Regions from separate parts of the Homo sapiens genome. Here regions 1 and 3 are each linked to region 2. A link is a loop called in an ENCODE intact Hi-C map of the cell type or tissue named here. Cell type or tissue: PC-3. All regions are shown on one strand. Links, peaks and the distances in the headings refer to the core of each region. The heading gives the core; the rest is flanking DNA. Region 1 overlaps LOC105374660 (a long non-coding RNA gene). Region 2 overlaps LOC105374660 (a long non-coding RNA gene). Region 3 holds the start of LOC124900942 (a long non-coding RNA gene).

Evidence for each region. A loop is a pair of places that touch in the nucleus more often than their neighbours do. Peaks named below come from ENCODE experiments on the same cell type or tissue, not always from the same donor. Only the 100,000 strongest peaks of a DNase experiment are listed, where the experiment ranks them.
Region 1: a loop joins it to region 2, with 5 times the contacts of the local background. A loop is called at or near these places in 1 of 110 quality-filtered maps.
Region 3: it touches region 2 in a loop (8-fold over the local background); 1 of 110 quality-filtered maps calls a loop at or near these places.

What each region holds. Positions count from the first base shown.
Region 1 is chr5:13,563,917-13,570,486 of GRCh38, forward strand. The region is part of intron 3 of LOC105374660 (a long non-coding RNA gene); the gene reads right to left. Among named protein-coding and RNA genes, the nearest start is that of DNAH5-AS1, 290 kb to the right of the region's middle. RefSeq lists an enhancer at 3,288-4,487. In PC-3, for the core only: no CTCF peak of the experiment used is centred there; DNase peaks (open chromatin) are centred at 3,145 and 4,115; H3K4me3 peaks cover 323 bases; H3K27ac peaks cover 3,164 bases.
Region 2 is chr5:13,495,714-13,502,283 of GRCh38, forward strand. The region is part of intron 4 of LOC105374660 (a long non-coding RNA gene); the gene reads right to left. Among named protein-coding and RNA genes, the nearest start is that of DNAH5-AS1, 360 kb to the right of the region's middle. In PC-3, for the core only: no CTCF peak of the experiment used is centred there; a DNase peak (open chromatin) is centred at 2,778; H3K27ac peaks cover 2,339 bases.
Region 3 is chr5:13,604,194-13,610,763 of GRCh38, forward strand. It overlaps LOC124900942 (a long non-coding RNA gene), which reads left to right and starts at 989. Exons shown (of 2, transcript XR_007058697.1): 1 at 989-1,126; 2 at 2,552-3,558. In PC-3, for the core only: no CTCF peak of the experiment used is centred there; a DNase peak (open chromatin) is centred at 2,068; H3K27ac peaks cover 1,644 bases.

The sequences.
Region 1 (6,570 bases), core at 951-5,950, 69 kb after region 2:
TACTGCCCAGATATTGGTTTCTAATCCCATTCACCAATGAAAGGAACCAGGAACCCTTAGGAAAAATAGCTGATTCAACTAATAGGATAGAAATATACAAGATGAGCCTGAATCATCTTATAGTGATGGAAAGTAGGGAAGTGCTAAGCTATATATGTGTGTGTATATATATATATATATATATATATATACACACATACATACACACACATACACAAAATGGCCAAAGCTAAAACAACTTGAGCAACAAAACAAAATAGTATTAGTTTATAATCCAAAGAATAAAGTGAATGTCCATGAGAAACCTCAGAAACACTACCTTTAGTTAGATGATCCAAGTTAACATCAACAGTGGTAAGTGATATTGAGAGTATGCACTGTTGGTATGATGTGCTAAAAAATGGCACTTTACCTGTATTGTCTTCTCCAAAAAAACACCACACAATCCAAGTCGAATTACAAGAAAAACTTCACACAAATCCCAACAATTAATAATGTAGATTATAATAAGTAGAATAGTGGAACATTCTGCAACATAACTAGCCCAAACTCAAAACTTTCAAGGTTATTGTTATGGTTAGGCTTTGTGTCCCCACTCAAACCTCATCTAGAATTGTAATCCCCATAATCTCCATGTGTCAAGGGAGAGACAAGGTGGAAGTAATTGAATCATAGGGGTGGTTTCCCATGCTGTTCTCTTGCAAGTGAGTGTGTTCTTACAAGATGTGATGGTTTTATAAGGATCTCTTGCCCCTTCACTTGGCACTTCTCCTTCCTGCCGCCTTGTGAAGCAGGTGCCTTGCTTCCCCTTTGCCTTCTGCCATGATTGCATGTTTCCTGAAACCTCCCCAGCCTTGCTGAGCTGTGACTCAATTAAACCTCTTTCCTTTATAGGTTACCTAGTCCCAGGTAGTTGTTTATAGCAGTATGAAGATGGACTAATACAGTTATCAAGAGCAGGTAAAGTCTCAGAAACTTTCTCAGCCAAGAAAAACTTAAGGAGACAGGATAACTAAGTGTAACTTATATTGGGTGGGATTCTGGTATGGAAAATGGATATTAGGGGAAACATTAAGAAAATCAGAATAAAGTAGGACTTCAATTGGTAGTAACATATCAATATTGGTTCATTAATAAGAAAAATTTACCAAACTAATATAACATATTAAGAATAAGAGAAACTGGGTGTAGGGTATATGAGAACTCTATAAACCCTTTAAAATTTTTATGTAAAACCAAAATTGGTCTAAAATTAAAAGTTTATTTTTTAAAATAGCACTAAAATTGATAAAAAAATATATTTTACTCTCCATCTTATGCTATTTGATATAGTTTGGCTGTGTCCCCACCCAAATCTCATCTTGAATTCCCACGTATTGTGGGAGGGACCTGGTGGGAGGTAATTGAATCATGGTGGCAAGTCTTTCCCGCGCTGTTCTGGTGATAGTGAATAAGTCTCATAAGATCTAATGGTTTTAAAAAGAGGAGTTTCCCTGCACAAGTTCTCTCTCTTTGCCTGCTGCCATCCATGTAAGAGAAGACTCGTTCCTCCTTGCCTTCCTCTATGGTTGTGAGGCTTCCTCAGCCACATGGAATTATAAGTCCAATTAAACCTCTTTCTTTTTTAAATTGCGCAGTTTCATATATGTCTTTATCAGCAGCATGAAAATGGACTAATACACTATTCTTTTCAATTGGTTCCAACTCAGGTGTTTTATCTACCCCCACTATTCACCATCAAACCCCAACACTCATCTCTACAATGGGGTCTATTTTTGTCTTTGGTGCCTATGATTGAGGAGAAGGTGCATTTCTTAGGACTGGCTTCTGAGGTACTACCATTCCAGAGATGTTTCCTAGAGCTCAAGGAAGTGAATATGCCTTTGTGTTGAAACTTAGGGCACTACTTGCATTCTTAGTTAAACCAGGAACAGTAAATCAACAAATTTTAGTTATCAAACTATAAATTAAAATGGAATATACAAAAAGTTAATATAGAATACAGAAACTTGGCCAGGCACGGTGGCTCATGCCTGTAATCCCAGCACTTTGGAAGACTGGGAGGGGCAGGTCACTTGAGGCCAGGAGTTCAAACAAGCATGGCCAACATGTGAAACCACATCTCTACTAAAAAAAAAATAATAATACAAAAATTATCCAGGCATGGTGGCATGTGTTTGTAATCCTAGCTACTCAGGAGACTGAGGCAGGAGAATCACTTGAACCTGGAAGGCAGAGGTTGCAGTGAGCCAAGATCATGCCACCGCACTCCAGCCTGGATGACAGAGCAAGAATCCATCTCAAAAAAAAAAAAAAAAAGGAATAAAGAAATTTGGTTTTTCTGAAACATTTCAGTTCATTTATCATTCTAATAATTCTTGTGTTCCATTTTAAGGGACTAGACAAAAAAGCTGAAATTTTAATCACCACTCTATTTTGATACAAATATTTATGACACTATGGTTTATTCAGTGGGTATCTAAGTTTTTTAAAAGAAATGTTTCAACAAATTTCTATTACTTACCTCATTTTAATATCTGAAATTTCTTGTAGTTCATTAAAGTTAAGTCAATGTGCCTGTGGTACCACTTTATGTTTATGAACAATATGAACATGCCCAACTGCAAAAATTGTGTAAGCCACTTGATGCTGAGTTTGTGGTTGATGACATTGGATTTTCTTATAACAATCAATGACATGAAAGATATTCCTCAAGCTCAGTGGAGAGGAAATTCTGAAAAATTCTCCTATTTCATGCTATTATTAGGCTTATAACATCCTTTCTTTACACAAGTTCTGTTGTTATATCTGTCATATCTTTCCTTGACTTGCATGGCTGATTTTTTGGAAGAAAAAATATTCATTAAAAATGCATCTAAATGACATATCCTAAGCTAGAAAAACTACATCATTTTCTCTCAGATCTAGAGACTAGCACAATTGCTGTTTATTTCTTGCTTTAAAAGACTCTCATTACTATGGACAGCCATGTGTCAGTTAGAACATTTGTTGAGAATCACTGGTAAGAAATCATCTAAGCTGTTGACTAAATGCTGATTCATTTGTTACTCAGCTGCAAAGGAATCACAGCCAACTGGTGATTATTCAGCTCTTTAGTTTAGCAAATACCTGAGCACCTACTTCTGTACCACGTGCTCTCACTATATCAGAGAGCAGAGGTCAGCAACGGTCTTTGCTAAAGGGACAGACAGAAAATATTTCAGGCTTTGCGGGCCATAAAAAAAAAAATCTGTCACAATTGCTCAACTCTGTTGCATCATAAAAGCAGCTAGAGAAAATATGTAAAACAATGGATGTGGCTGTATTGCAATAAAACTGTATTTACATCAGGCCTGATTTGGCCTGTGAGCTCTAGTTTGCCAGTTGCCCTCATGGAACAGGGAGAATGGGACAGAGAATTGGGATGGCAGAAACTGCTTACTCTTTGAAGTCTACAATGTACTTTGTTTCTTTCTCTGCCTGGAAAACTCCTTTTCATTTTTCCATGCTAGCTCACATATTCTTTTCTTCCATGAAGTTATTCTCAGATTCACCAGATAGTTTTCTGGATTTTCACTGTACTATTATGACTACTAATTTTCAAATCTGCTATTCTTGCTAAACAATGGGCTCCTTGGGAAAAAAAGCACCTCTTTGACCCAATTAAAGGCATATTGTATACAATATGGCCAGTTCCCTTGGAGTTGAGCAACTTGGTGGCCCTTTTTGGGGACAGGAAAAATATCTCATCTCTGTATCCTCATCATAGTAGAGTGTCATCATTTAATGAACAAATAAATATAAGGAAGAAAGTGATAAGAAAAATAAACAACATGTTCCATGAACTCAGAAGAATTAGAGAACGCCTTCAACTGGAGAAATGAGAGAAAGGTATACAGAAGTCTGAGTGAGGATATGTAAAGCAGGAAATAGCATCTATTGTAGACCCTGTGTATAGCAGGCAGCCTCCAGCATGGCCTACAATGATCCTTGCCTCTGGATATTCATGCCCTGTGCATTCTTCTCATGCTTTTTGGCTGAATATAATGACATAATTACTTACTCAGAATGAATAACATAGATGTGGTGAAAGATCTCTTCCAAGATTAGATTTAAAAGATACTGTGACATCTGCTTTGATCACTCTCTCCCTCAATCACTCTGAGAGAAACCAGGTGACACATTGTGGGCTGTCTCATGGAAGGGCCTTATGTAAAGGAACTGATGTCTCCAGTGTCAGCCAATCTCCAGCCAGGACCTGAGGCCTTGCAGCAGTCACAGAAGGGAGCTTGGAAATGGAGCCTTTATGAGTCCAACCTCAAGATGATAGAAGCTCCAGCAGATACCTGGATTGCAACCCTGTGAGACACTCTGAGCTAGAAACACCCAGCTGTCCTGCTCTGGGTTTCTGACTCAAAGAAACTCTGAGGTAATAAATGGGTGTTCTTTTAAGCTGCTAAATTTTGAGGTAATTTGCTACACAGCAATAGATAACTAATACATGATGTTAAGTATTTTAGATACATTTTCCCATTAAATCCTCACAATAAACTTACATAGTACACAATTAGTCAATTCTACTGATGCTATGGTTTGGATGTGGTTTATCCCTGCCAAAACTCATGTTGAAATTTGATCACCTGTATGGCAGTGTTGGGAGGTAGGACCCAGTGGAAGGTGTTTGGGTCATGGAATGGATGGATCCTTCATAAATCCTTCTTATGGGAGAGTTCTTACTCTTACAGGACTGGATTAGTTCCTATGAGAGCAAGGTGTTACAAAGAGTCTGGATTCCTTGGTTTCTCTCTTCTGCTTCCTCTCTCTCCATGTGATCTCTGTGCACATGCCTGCTCCCCTTTCACATTCTGCCATGAGTTGAAACAGCATGAGGCCCTCACCAGATGCAGCTGCCCAATCTTGGACTTTGCATCCAACAGAATTATAAGCAAATAAGCCTATGTTTTTTATAAACTACCCAGCCTGAGATATTTTGTTTTAGCAACACGAGATGAACTGGGACCTCTGATAAGGAAATAAAGGCTCTGGAGACTATAGAGTCTGTCCAAAAATGCCTGGTTAGTAAGTAGCAAACATGCTATTCAAATCTTTGCTCTTTCAGTCACCACACACCAGGATAGGCATGAAATAAGTGAAAAAATGAGGCTAGAGAAAGAGATTGCCCTAAAAGTCACCATGCAAAGTCTGCTCTATTTCAGGAGACCCTGAAAAAACATCAGTGATTTTGTCCAGTTCACCATACAAGCAAGACCTATATAGCATGTCATCATGAAATCAACTTTTTTAAGGAGTCTCTCACTATCTCTTTAAATCTGCTCAGTAAGACTATCCTCCTTCTCTGGAAAAAAAATGCTGAGTCTCATTTTTGGTCAATCTTAATTGATAGAAATGGTTACTTTGTCCCAGATATAATCTTAATTCAGTGATTAAGTTTATCAGATTTAATACACTGGTCAATCCTTCAACCCTCATTCAGATGTAATGCCTTGCCCTTCTTTCAGCAGCAGATGGGCTACTGGGTGCCTGCAGGCAGCATGCAACTGACCTTTTATTTCTACCTCATGATGAACAGCTGTCTCACTTGCCAGCTGGTATTTCTTGTCCACCAGGATTGAAGCGGGTAGCAGTGGGAAGGAAGAACATGGTGGTTGGAAAAACTCATCCTGTCTAATACTGTTGTGAGAAGGTTTCGTAATTTCTGGACCTAGAAACTACTTGAAGTTGACTTCTCACATACTTTCTTCAGAGTCTCCTGTGCCCCCACCCACTCCCGACTGCCTGCAACAACCTTGACAGAACCTGGATCTTGCCTTCAACCAGCCTCTCCTCATCCCCAGTCAGCTTTTATCCCTAGCAGTGTTCTTCACACAACTTTACTTGGGTCCCTCCACTCCAACATCTGCTCTCTGGAGCGGAATCCCCTTTCAAATCATCCCAGACTCATGTTCCTGCTGAAGGGGCTGTGCATTGGCATCCTTGGTGTAGCCCTTTACTAGGTTGCAAAACACTGCCTCAGCTTCCTCTTGCAGGAGCTAGGGATCATCCTGAAGTATCCTTCAACTTCAGGGAACATGTAGTTCCCCCCATTGAAGCACCCCTGTTTAGTCTTGAAGATCCACCCATCTCCGCTGATTGCCAGTGGGTAGGGCTCACAGCACAGCTCTTTCCAATAATATCCTCAAAATCATCTCCCAACTTCAATCTCCCAACTCACCAAAACATTCCTTATGGGTGGGGAATATCAGATTTATGAAGCTGACTCTCAGATATCTCCTTTGAAAATCTGTTTCTAGTCTAGTATATTGCTGAAATTTCAACTTTAACATCGAGTTATAGCACAAGCAGAGTTTTGCTTTAGGGGGATTCATCTCGTGTATGTGGGTGAAATTGAAGTTGGAAGGCACTGAGGGAGGGAGACAAAATAAGCAGCTATTGAAAAATCTAAGCTACAGACAACTCAGGGCTGAACTAGGGTAGTTGTAGTGGGAATGAGTATAGAAAGCTTGTTTCAAGAGTCATGGATGAGGTAGATCAGTAGGAACTGAATTAATG
Region 2 (6,570 bases), core at 457-5,456:
TGATTTTTCACATAGAGTGAAATAATGGTTTAATCTCATTCTTCTGCATGTGGATATCCAGTTTTCCCAGCATAATTTAATAAACTGTTTTTTCTGCCATTGTGTGTTCTTGGTAACTTTGTCAAAGATCAATTGATTGTAAATGTGTGGACCTTTTTCTGAGCTCTCCATTCTCTATCCCATTGGACTGTGTGTCTGTTTTTATGCCACTGTTTTAATTACTATAGCTATGTAGTAGATGTTGAAATCAGGTAGTATGATTCCTCTGGCTTTGTACTTTTTGTTCATGATGGCTTTGGTCATTCAGGGTCTTATGCGGTTTCATACAAATTTTAGAATTATTGTTTCTATTTCTGAAAAATGTCATTGGAATTTTCATAGAAATTGCATTGAATCTGTGGATTGCTTTGGGTAGTATAAGTGTTTTAACAATACCAATTCTTCCAATCCATGAACACAAGATATCTTTCCATTTATTTATGTCCTCTTTAACTTTTTTCATTAGTATTTCATAGTTTTCAGTATACAATTTTTCAACTCCTTGCTTAAATTTATTTGTAAGTTGATTGTTGGTTTTTGTTGTTGTTTTGTAGCTACTGTGAAGGGTATTGTTTCCTTTATTTCCTTTATGGATAACTCATTGTGTAGAGAAATATGAAAAATTTTTATGTTGGTTTTGAATCCTGCAACTTTACTGCATTCATTTATTAGTTGTAATAGTTTCCTGTGGAGTCTTTATGGTTTTCTATTTATAAGAGTATGTCATTTGCAAACAGAAAAACAACTTACTTTCTTCTTTCCAATTTAGATGCCTTTTATTTCCTTCTTTTACCTAATTGCTTCAGCTAGGGCTTCCAGTATTATGTTAAATAGAAGTGGTAAAAGTGGACATCCTTATCTTGTTTTTGATCTTAAAGGAAAAGCTTTCAACTTTTTACTGTTGAGTACGATGTTAGCTACAGGCTTGTCATATATGGCCTATATCGTGCTGAGCTAAATTCCTTCCATACCTAATTTCTTAAGAGTTTTTAGCATGAAAGATCTTGTGTTTTGTCAAATGCCTTTTCTGCCTCTGTGAGATGATTACATGGTTTTGTCCTTAATTTTGTTAATGTGGTGTATCACATTTATTGATTTGCATATGTTGAACTTGTCCTTGCATCCCAGGAATGAATTTCACTTGATAATTTTAAATGATCTTTTTAAGGTGTTGTTGAGCTCACTTCGCTAGTATTTTGTAAATAACTTTTGTATCTATATTCATTAGGAATATCAGCCTGCAATTTTTGTTTCTTTTGCTGTCTTTGCCTGGCTTTGGTATCAGGATAATGTTGTCCTCTTGAAACAAGTTTGGAAGTATTTCCTTCTCTTCAGTTTTTTGGAAGAGTTTGAGAAGAATTGCTTTCTTTAAGTATTTGGGATAATTCAGCAGTGAACCTATCAAGCCCTGGGCTTTTTCTTTGACGGAAGACCTTCTATTATTTTATTATTTTATTATTTTATTTTATTTTATTTTATTTTTTTGAGACGGAGTCTCGCTCTGTCGCCCAGGTTGGAGTGCAGTGGCGCGATCTTGGCTCACTGCAAGCTCCGCCTCCTGGGTTCGCGCCATTCCTGCCTCAGCCTCCGAGTAGCTGGGACTACAGGCGCCCACTATGGCGCCTGGCTAATTTTTTTGGAAGACATTTTATTATTAATTCTGTCTCCTTACTCATTATTAGTCTGTTCAGATGTCTATTTATTTATGATTTAGTCTTGTTAAGTAGCATGTGTCTAAAAAGGTATCTCTATTCCTTCTAGGTTATACAATGTATTAGTGTATAACTGTTCATAGTAGCCTCGTGATCTTTTGTGCTTCCATGGTATCAGTTATAATGTTTCCTCTTTTATTTCTGATTTTATTTATTTGAGTCTTCCCTTTCTTCTTAATCTAGCTGAGGATTTGTTCATTGTGTTTCTCTCAAAAAAAACCAGCTTTTACTTGTGTTGATCTTTTCTATTGATTTTCTAGTCTCTATTACATTTATTTCTGCTCCAATCTTTATTATTTCCTTCTATTAATTTTGGACTTAGTTTGTTATTCCTCTTCTAGTTCATTGAGATATAGTACTAGATTGTTTATTTGGTATTTTTCTTCTGTTTTGATGTAGGGGTTCATTGCTATAAGCTTCCCTCTTAGAAATGCTTTTGCTGGGTCCCATAAGTTTTGTTATGTTATGTTTCCATTTTCATTTATCTAAAGATACTTTTAATCTACCTTTGATTTTTGTCTTTGACTTGTTAAAATAAAGATAATAAGTCTGATGGAATGGACTCTTTGTGGTCATAAGATAACAAATTGTAAATAAGACCTAAGGCTATGCCAAGCAAAGGTTGTTACAAACCCTTACATTTAAAGAATAAACTGTGTTCTAACTGCCATAAGACTTTTTCTTTTTCTCTAGCAGCTAAGCAAGCAATGGCCTCAAGATAAACAGTACAAAATAATTGCCACTCATTGATCACCAGATACGACTGACCAATCCCATTCAATTTCACAAGTTATAACTACAGCCTTGATTGGACAAGAAACTGATTTTAGTAACTTTCTCCTGCAAAAACACCACAGAAAGTTTTGGCCAGCAGCCAAAGTCTGCACATAGACTTTTCTTATGTCCTGCAAAAGACCTCCTGAGGTAAAAGCCAAATTCCACCTATTTTATTGTTAAAACTCCACCCCAAAGTGAACATGGCTTTTATGTATGTTTCCTAAATGTTTTCTCACTATGCAAATATTTGCTCACCTTTATAAATATTCCTAAACTCCCCACTCCTAGCTGACTATGTGTACTAAGCAAATCTTGCAAGGCATAAAGTTCAGATTTTCCCCCATTTTTGGTGGAGCATATACTCTTGGTTTCTCCCAGGTCAAGTTATCCAGATTTGTGAATCATATTTTATTGAAAAATAAAGTTTCTCTTTGCCTCCTCTGTAGATCTCATGATATTTTTGATAACAGGCCCATTGATTCTTTGAGAACCTGTTGTTTAATTTCTACATAATTATGTATTTTCTGAAATTTCTTTTATTACTGATCTCTAGGTTTATACCATTGCATTCAGAAAAAGATATTTGATATTATTTACATCTTCTTAAATTTGTTAAAACTTGTTTTGTGACCTTACATATGATCTGTCATGGATTTTTCATTTAGCTGAATCTTATTTAATAACCAAATAAATGGTCGTGAGAAAGTTCTAAAATATGGTTTACCCTTTCCTGCTTTCTTAAATGGAGTTAGCAAGCATAATGGTAAATTATTCTTTTCTGCATCCACCCCTTGTCAGTATCCGCCACCACACTCAAGTTCCTGTGTACTCTAGCCAAATGGCTGTCTTAACTCTAGAGGATTTACCAAATGCTATGATTTTAATGTCCCCTCTAAATCTCATGTTGAAATTTAATTGCCATTGTTGCAGTATTAGGCAGTGGAGCCTTTAAGAGGTGATTAGGCCATGAGGGCTCCCCCCGCCCATGGGTAGGTTTAATTCCTCTAAAAGGGAGGCTTTGGGGAGTAGATTCTCTTTTGCCCTCATGCACTGTATTGGTCTGTTCTAACACTGCTATGAAGAAACACCCCAAACTGGATAAATTATAAAGTAAAGAGGTTTAATTGACTCACAGTTCAGCATGACTGGGAGGCCTCAGGAAACTTACAATCATGATGGAAGACAAAAAAGAAGCAGGCACATTCTTCACAGGGCAGCAGGACAGAGTGAGTGCGAGCAGAGGAAATGTCAGACGCTTATAAAATCATCAGATCTTGTGAGACTAACTCATTATCAGGAGAACAGCATGGGGGAAGCTGCACCCATGATTCAATTACCTCCACCTGGTCCTACCATTGACACTTGGGGATTATGGGAATTATAATTCAAGGTGAGATTTGGGTGGGGACACAGAGCCAAACCGTATCCCGCACCCTTGCCCTTTGGCCATGTTAGGACACAGCAAGCAGGTGCCAAGCAGGTGACAGCACCGTGTTCTTGGACTTTTCATCCTCCAAAACTATGAGCCAAATAAATCTCTATTGTTTATAAATTACCTAGTTTGTGGTATTCTGTTATATCAGCAGACTAGGAGAACAGACTAAGAGAAAACTAGTACTGAGTGTTGGGATTATTACAGTAACAGACACCTGAAAATGTGGAAAGACCTTCGGAACAGAGGCTGGAAGAGTTTGCAGGAGCAGACTAGAAAAAGCCTATATTGTTATAAATGGAGCATTAAGGGTGATTCAGATGAGGGCTCAGAAGAGGAGAGAGGTGTAGGAAGAGTCTGAACTTCTTAGAGATTACTTAAGTGGCATGGTCAGAATTTTGGTAGCAATATGTACAGAAAAGGCCATTCTGATGAGGAAGAAGATATTGAAAGCTGAAATAAAGGCCATCCTCATTATACAATTGCACAAAAACCTGGGTGAATTGTGTCCATGCCCAAGGACTTCATGAAATGCAGAACTTAAGAGTGATGAATTAGGATTTCTGGTAGAAGAAATATGTATGCAGCAAAGTACAGTGGCTACTTTTATCCACATACAATAAAATGTGACTAGAAGGAAATGGCTTAAAGATGGAACAAAACAATTTGGAAAATCCACAGCCTAGCTATTTAAAGAGTGAAAAGGCACATTTAGGAGAGCAAACTAAGGGTGTGGTCAAGCCACCATTTGCCAAAGAGACTAGTATTGATAGAAGGCAGACAGGTGCTATTCATTAAGACAATAAAAGGAAGACCTCTAAGTCGTTTCAAAGATCTTCAAGGCTATACCTCCCATCACAGGCCCAGAGCTCTAGCAGGGCAGGCTGGTTTTGGGAGAAGAATCCAGGATACCCTCCATGGACTCACTGCCCAGGGCCACTTCAAGGCTGCTTCCAACATTTCAGTGCACATTCTTCAGCTACTCTAGCCATGGCCCAAGTATGCACATGTGTGGCTTGACCCACCACTTGGAAGGTATAAGCAGTAAGACTTGGAAGCATCTATGTGGTGCTAATTCTACAGACGCACAGAATGCAAGAGCTGTAGGGGCATGGCTGTCTCCATCTACATTGCAAAGGACATTGTAGACAGCCTGGGGGTTTAGGCAGAGACTTGTGGCAGAGATAGAGCCACTGCAGAGAGCCCCTGCTAGAGCAATGCCAAGCAGAAATACAGGGTCAGAGTCAACATAGAGAATCCCCACTAGGGCACTGCCTAGTGGAGTTGTGGGAATAAGGCTACCTCAGAGACTCCAGAGCTGTTAGGCTAGCAGCATACAGTGCCAGCCTGGAAGAGATGCAGGCACGAGACACAAACCTGTGAGAGCTGCTGGGTGGGAGGAGTCCAGCAAAGCCACAGGGACAGGGCTGCTGAAGTCCTTGGGGGCGGACCCCCACCAGCTATGCCCAGGATGTGAGACATGGAGTCACAGACATTATTTTAGAGCCTTAAAATGTAATGTTGGTCACCCCATTGGGTTTTGGACTTAACTGGGACCAGTTATCCCTCCTTTCTTGCCTCCTTTTCCTTTTTGGATTGATAATGTCTATCCTATGCCTATCCCATCATTGTATTTTGCAAGTAGATAACTTGTTTTGATTTCATAAGCTCACAGCTGGAGGAAATTTGCCTCAGGATGAATCATGCCTTGAGTCTTATCTGTATCTTATTTAGACAAGACTTTGGGCTTTTTTTTTTTTTTTTTTTTCTGAGATGGAGTTTCACTCTCGTTGCCCATGCTGGAGTGCAATGGCGCCATCTCTGCTCACTGCAACCTCTGCCTCCCAGATTCAAGTGATTCTCCTGCTTCAGCCTCTGGAGTAGCTGGGACTACAGGCACGTGCCACCACGCCAGGCTATTTTGTTTGTATTTTTAGTAGAGACGAGGTTTCACCATGTTGGCCAGGCTGGTCTCGAATGCCTGACCTCAGGTGATCCACCCACCTTGGCCTCCCAAAGTGCTGGGATTACAGGTGTGAGCCACAGCGCCCAGCCTGACTTTGGGCTTTTGAGTTGGTGCTTAAATAAGTTAAGACTTTGTGGGCTATTGGGATAGAATGAATGTATTTTGTATGTGAGAAGAACATGAGTTTTAAGAGTCCAAGGGAAAAATGCTATAGTTTTAATGCCCCTTCTAAAATTCATGTTGATATTAATTGCCATTGTGACAGTAGTAAGAGATGAAGCCTTTACAAGGTGATTAGGCCATGGGGGCTCTGTCTACGTGTGTGGGTTTAATGCCTTTAAATGGGTACTCTCTTGCTCTTGAGTGCACTCTCTTGTCCTTCTGCCATATATTAATGCAGGAAGAAGGCCCTCACAAGACGCTGAGCAGATGCTGGGATCCTGTTCTTGGATTTTCCAGCCTGCAGAACTGTGAGCCAAATAAATTTCTATTGTTTATAAATGACCCAGTCTATGGTATTCTGTTAGAGCCACAGAAAATAGACTGAGGAACCTACCATAGTGGCATGGACTGGCCAATGCAGAAACTTACAATTCATCTTTACATAGAACTCAGAGACTTAGGTGGAACAAGATTTCTAAAGC
Region 3 (6,570 bases), core at 22-5,021, 110 kb after region 2:
GGTGCATTTAGCTCTCTGGTTTTGGACTCAATAAATATTTATGAAGGATCTGCTGATATGGTTTAGCTGTGTGTCACCACCCAAATCTCATCTCAAATTATAATCCCCATATGTCGAAGGAGGGACCTGTAATCCCTATGCGTTGAGTGAGGGAGGTGACTGGATCATGGGGGAGGTTTCCCCCATGCTGTCCTCACAATAGTGAGTGAGTTCTCATGAGATCTGATGGTTTTATAAGTGTTTGGAATTCCTTCTTTGCTCTTCTCTCTCCTGTCACCTTGTGAGGAAGGTGCCTGCTTCCCCTTCTGCCATAATTGTAAGTTTCCTGAGGCCTCCCTAGCCATGCAGAACTGTGAGTCAATTAAGCCTCTTTCCTTTATAAATTACTCAGTCTCAGGGAAGTTCTTTATAGCAGCATGAAAACAGACTAAGACAATGACATTGTCTGCCTTTGTTGGCTCAATGTAATATATTCTGACAAAAACAGGGACCACGTAAAAAGAAAGCTGGATCATGTGTTAAACCTATTTTCAAGTACTAACATTCATTTCAATATACACCAGGAAATTTGGATGTTAGCAATGTTAAGCATTGCTTTTGAAGATTCTAGAGAGTCGCATATCGGTGGGCCAGCTGCCGAAGATTCATGATACTGATTCTAGCTTGGAGACTTTAAGCAGAAGCCTGTTATTATGTACCTTGGTGTCTGTGGAACCTAAACATGAATTTCCCACCACCTGTGACTGACCTCATATCGGGGTTTTCTAGAGCTTGTGGAAATATAAAAACCCACTTTGTACCATTATCATCAATAACTATGACTTTATGGAGACAAGCGCTCTAGGAATAAGATCAGAATGATGGCAGCTAAGATTTCCCCATCGCTGTACTGAGTGCTTCACAGACTTTATCCCATTTAATCTCCTTGGAAATCCTAGACAGTGGTACTTTTATATGCTGTTTCTTTTTCTTTATTTTTTTGACACAGGGTCTCACTCTGTCACCCAGACTGGAGTGCAATGATGCAATCACAGGTCACTGCAGCCTTGACCTGCTGAACTCAAGCAATCCTCCCATCTCAGCCTCCTGAGTAGCTGGGACTTTAGGCATGCGCCACCACACCCAGGTAATTTTTTTGTATGTTTTGTGAGTGGCCCAGGCTGGTCTCAAACTCCTAGGTTCAAGCAATCCATCTGCCCTGGCTGCCCAAAGTGTTGGAATTACAGGCATGAGCCACTGCCATTTTGAATCCATACCTTACCAATGAGAGAGCAAAGCCACAAAAATAAAAACTAGGAAATCTTACATTTTGGAAAGCTATGTATTTGAGGAAAGAAGAATGAGAGTAAGGAGGGAAACAAAGGCAGGCTTCCCAGTATTCCCTTTGACTGACTCTTGAAAGCTGCTGGTATTCACCTCACTCAATATGAGGTATACACAATCTACTATGGACATCCACCCAGAGGCTGCTGTGTTTCTGGGAGATGCTCAATGTTGGCTGCAAAAAATTCTGAACAGCAATCATGTTCTTGTTTGAGAATCTGCGAAAAGCAATGTGCTCCACTAAGCACTGACAATACAGTAGTAAATACGGTAGGCAAAGTCCCTATTCCCAAGTCACCTGCATTCCAAAGGGGTTAGGCCAGTAGTTGTTCAGATTGTCCAGGTTGTGTGGTCCTCTAGGTAATTCAATTTGGAGAAACTTCTTTCAAATAAGAACACCAGAAGTTATGAATATAAAATTAGGCACAAACGTGAATATTTAAAATAAAAAAATTTTCAACAAATAAATTTGAAACCCAACAAATACCATAAATACCAAACTGCAGAAAAATAACATAACATTTTAATTAATTACCTGCTTAACCCAGCAGTCAGCATGGTTCCTCTCACACATGAGGCACTAATAAATAAGTCTAAAGTGCTGATCGCTAAGATTACCTATGCACTACATTTTTATCCTATGGGTGCATTATAGGAGTCTCTTTCAAGGGCTTGTGATTATGATAAAGACCAGGAAACAAATACTGCCTACCTATATCCTGAAATATCTACAATGACTCATCCCAGACTCCTCTACTGAAGCAGTGACTTAAGCAAACAACTTAAGGCTAATTAAATTCCATTACCATTCATAATATTAAACTGAGTAAAAAGGTGACCAATAAAGAAGCCAACAGCACACCTATAATCCCAGCACTTTGGAGGCCAAGGCAAGAGAATTGTTGAGGCCAGGAGTTCAAGACCAGCCTAGGCAACATAATGAGACCCCTCCCCCCAGCAATATCTACAAAAAAAATTAAAAAATTAAAATTAGCCATACACAGTAGCATGTGCCTGTCAGCTTACTTGGGAGGCTGATGTGGGAGGATCGCTTGAACTTGGAGAGGTCGAGGCTGCAGTGAGCCATGATTGGGCCACTGAGCTCCAGCCTGAGTGAAAAAGCAAGACCACAAAAAAAAAAAAAAAAAAAGAATGGCTTGCAAACTGTAAATTACAGCTCTTACCCATGAATGGTGCCTTTGTGAAATATGGCATCGCTTTTCCACAGGTAAATCATCATGTTACCTCCAGAATTCTACTCCTCCATGCAGCTTCTCTGTGCATAAAATCCTTGGATAGAAGAAATGTCTGCTGGCCTAGAACTGATTTTAACACTGAAAATATTAAGGCCACATAACACAAGGCTGGGCAGGTGCATATCTCACCCAAAGCATCTGCTTTTCTGTAAGTAGCCAACCCATGTTATCAAGGGCCCATACAATCTTTACAGACCACTTTCAGGTAAAAGCATATTGTTTTCAAAGGCTACTTAGAACTGAAACTACTTGGTTCTATTCCAAGGTACAACCTCAGCCAAGTGATTTGCTTAATGGGAATTGCCAAACATAAAAAGATCAAATAACAAATTTCATTAAGTTCAAGAATCTATGACTCCTACAACTCAGTAGTTAAAGAAATAACAAATAATTCAATTTAAAAATGGGTTAAGAAGTTGAATGGACATTTCTCCAAAGAAAACGTACATATGATTAATGGGTAAACATATATATTTTTAAATGGTCAATGTCACTAATCATCAGGGAAACACAAATTGAAATCACAATAAGATATTACATCATACCTGTCAGGATGCCTATTATCAATGGAACCAAAACAACAAGTGTTGATATGGATATAGAGAAACTAAAACCTTTGTACACTGTTAGTGTGGGTGCAAAATGATGCAGCCACTGTATTAAACAGTGTAGAGATTCCTCAAAAAATTGAAACTAGAACTACCATAGGATACAGCAATCACACTTCTGATATTTCTCCAAAGGAATGTAAATCAGGATCTTAAAGAGATATTAGCACTCCCATGTTCACTGTGATACTGTTCACAATAGACAAGATGTGAAGCCAACCTATTGACAGATGAATAAAGAAAATGTGGTATATGCAAACAATGGAATATTATTCAGCCTTTAGAAAGAAGGAAATCCTGCAACATATGACAATATGGATGAACCTGGAGGGCGTGAAACTAACTAAATAAACCAGTCACAGAAAAACAAATACTGTATGACTCCATTTATATGAGCAAATCAAAACTACAATGAGATATCATCTCACCCATTTTGGATAAAATCGCTTTTATCCAAAAGACAGGCAATCATGAATGCTGCCAAGGATGTGGAGAAAATGGCACCCTGTTGGTGGGAATGTAACTTAATACAACCACTGTGAAAAACTGTATGGAGGTCCTCAAAAGACTAAAAATAGAATTCCCATATGATCCAGCAATCCCACTGCTAGGGATATTCCCAAAAGAGAGGAAATCAGCATACTGAGGAGATATCTGCACTCCCATAATTTCATTGCAGCACTATTTACAATAGCCAAGATTTGGAAGCAATCTAGGTGTCCATCAACAGATGAAGGGATAAAGAAAATGTGTTATGTATACACAATGGAGAACTATTCAGCCACAGAAAAGAATGAGAGCCTGTCATTTACCAGTGTGGATGAAACTGGAGATCATTACGTTAAGTGAAATAAGTCAGACACAGAAAGACAACCTTCACAGGTTCTCATCCAATTGTGGGACTTAAAAACTAAAAGAATTGAACTCATGGAGATAGAGAATAGAAGGATGGTTACCAGAGGCTAGGAAGGGTAGTTGGGGCTGAGGTGCAGTGGGAATGGTTAATGAGTACAAAAATATAGTTAGATAGAATACGTAAGATCTAGTATTTGGTAGCACAACAGGGTGACTACAGTCAACAATAATTCAGGACACAGTTTAAAATAACTAAAAGAGTATAATTGGATTGTGTGTAACACAAGGGAAGGATGAATGCTTGAGGCGATAGGTACCTCATTTACCTGGAGTGCATTTTACTCATTGTATGACTGTATCAAAATATTTATTGTACCCCATAAATATATGCACTTACTATGGACCCATAAAATTATTTTTAAAATAAAGAAAAGAAACTTAGAAACTTTAAACATAGAATCAATATCTAAGTTACCTCCCCAAGTTATAATACCTGACTAAAAGAACAGAGGAAATAGAGGAGAAGAAAGTATCAAATGAATTATAAAATTAAGTTTTCCAGTTGAAACAGCACAGCAAATTCCAGCCAAATAAAAGAAAAAGGACTCACCAAGACTCATTCCTATAAGGTCCATAAAACCAAGGATAAAGAAAAGATCCTACAAGGTTCTGAGGGTTAGAGAGGTGGGAGAATAGTTGCAGGAAAAAAAAAAAAATGAAATCAGAATGAAACCTGGAACAGGAGACCTAAAAATTCTAAACAAAGATGACATCCAGCACAAAAGTTTAACTCCTAAATTAATACTGAGATACTAGAAAACACATTTTTAATATGTGAGATCTCAAAAAAGTACCTCCCACATTTTTATCTTCTATAATAAAAAGACAATAGATAATGACTAAAGTGGATAAATCAAGAAACAGCAAGCATATGCAATTTCTTTAGAAATACAGAAATAAATACCAGGGTGAATAAAGCACTACTAATTTGGAAATAGTTGGCTTTTTGGAGTGGAACTGAGGGGTGAGAAAGGGTGAAACAGGAGATAACTGTTTATTATTAAATCCCCTCCAGTACTACTTGACTTGTGAATCTTTGTACTTGTATTATATCAACAAATTTTTTAATTTGAGAAAGAGAACGACAGATATACTTGCTGTATTAGTAATCACCCAAAATGTGCTTTCCTAACAAAGTCAATTCTGACAAACTGCTGATGAAATTAAGTTTTTAATACTGGACTAAAACCACCCAGACACGTTTCACACACAGAACATGACCTGTCCGGCCTGCCTAAGTTCCCGGGTATTTGTACTACAGAAATAAGTCTCTGCTGAGAACTGAGGCAGGGGCCACTCTAAATAAGGCCTCCAGACCAATGTCATTCCAGATTCTGATACAGAGGAGCCTCTGTTATCTTTTTTTGATCCATGGTGACAAGGCTCTGCCCAGCACAGCATGATGGCAAAAATGTCAACTATGTCCCCTGAAATCATGAATGGAAATTCGGCCTCACTGACGACTCCAGAGAATCCTCCTCTATCCAGTGAAATGGACAACAGTTCTGTAACTCCTGAAAATTCTAATGTGGATATTACCCATATTTCTGCACCCAACACAGCTACAATCTCAAAAGAGAACTACTTGCCCATTGTTCACACAGCTCATGGGTTAACAAGAGGTAAGAAGGCATCGGTCGCTACGTTTCGGAAAGAACAGCTTCACTTCATCTGAGTCTCTGTGTTTCTGCACCAGGTGAGGAGGTGGAGGGATGTGAGGAGGGGTACTTGAGTGCTTCAGCATCTATTAATGGCTTTTGTTGAAGATCTGTTGCTTGTTTACTGTCACCCCAATAGCCACCCAAGGAGAAGGTGACAATTTCTAAGACCCTAGTGGGCCAGAATATGCTCTTTCCTTTGATTCTAAGAATCGTCTGAGAAAATGTATAGCTTTCGTGGATATTAAAAATAGAGACCGTTTTGTCAGGAGCTCTCCTGGGAGATGAGCTTTGCCCCACCCTCCCATCTCTTTTGAGAGGGAGAGAGGGAGGAGGTCCTGCTGCTCTGATTGCTGGCTGTGATAATAAGAGAGAAAACGGTCGCACTACCTGCCTGCCCTTGTAGAAAAGCTGCTGTGGATATGCAGAAAGAAACCCTTTCATCAGAATACAGTTGAAGGGTTTTAATATGCTTTTCACTCTAAATTTATTTCTCTTTCAAAATGGTTGTAATCAAATCAAAATTATTATTTTATGAATTCATTTCAAATTAAGATGGTTTTAAAGAAAGATATCATTGATCAAACTCCTACCAAGAGTGAAACATTTTAACATCATTGTTGCTCTGATTCTGCACAAACACGGCATATTTAGAAATGAAGAAATGGACAATGGGAAAAGGATCATTAGTCCACTAAGTCTCTCTAGATAGCACCATCTGAGGATAACTGGGGCAATGGAACTCTACCACTCTAAATAAGGTCCCTAGGTCAATGTCATTCTAGATTCCAGTAAATGGTACAAGCTTGC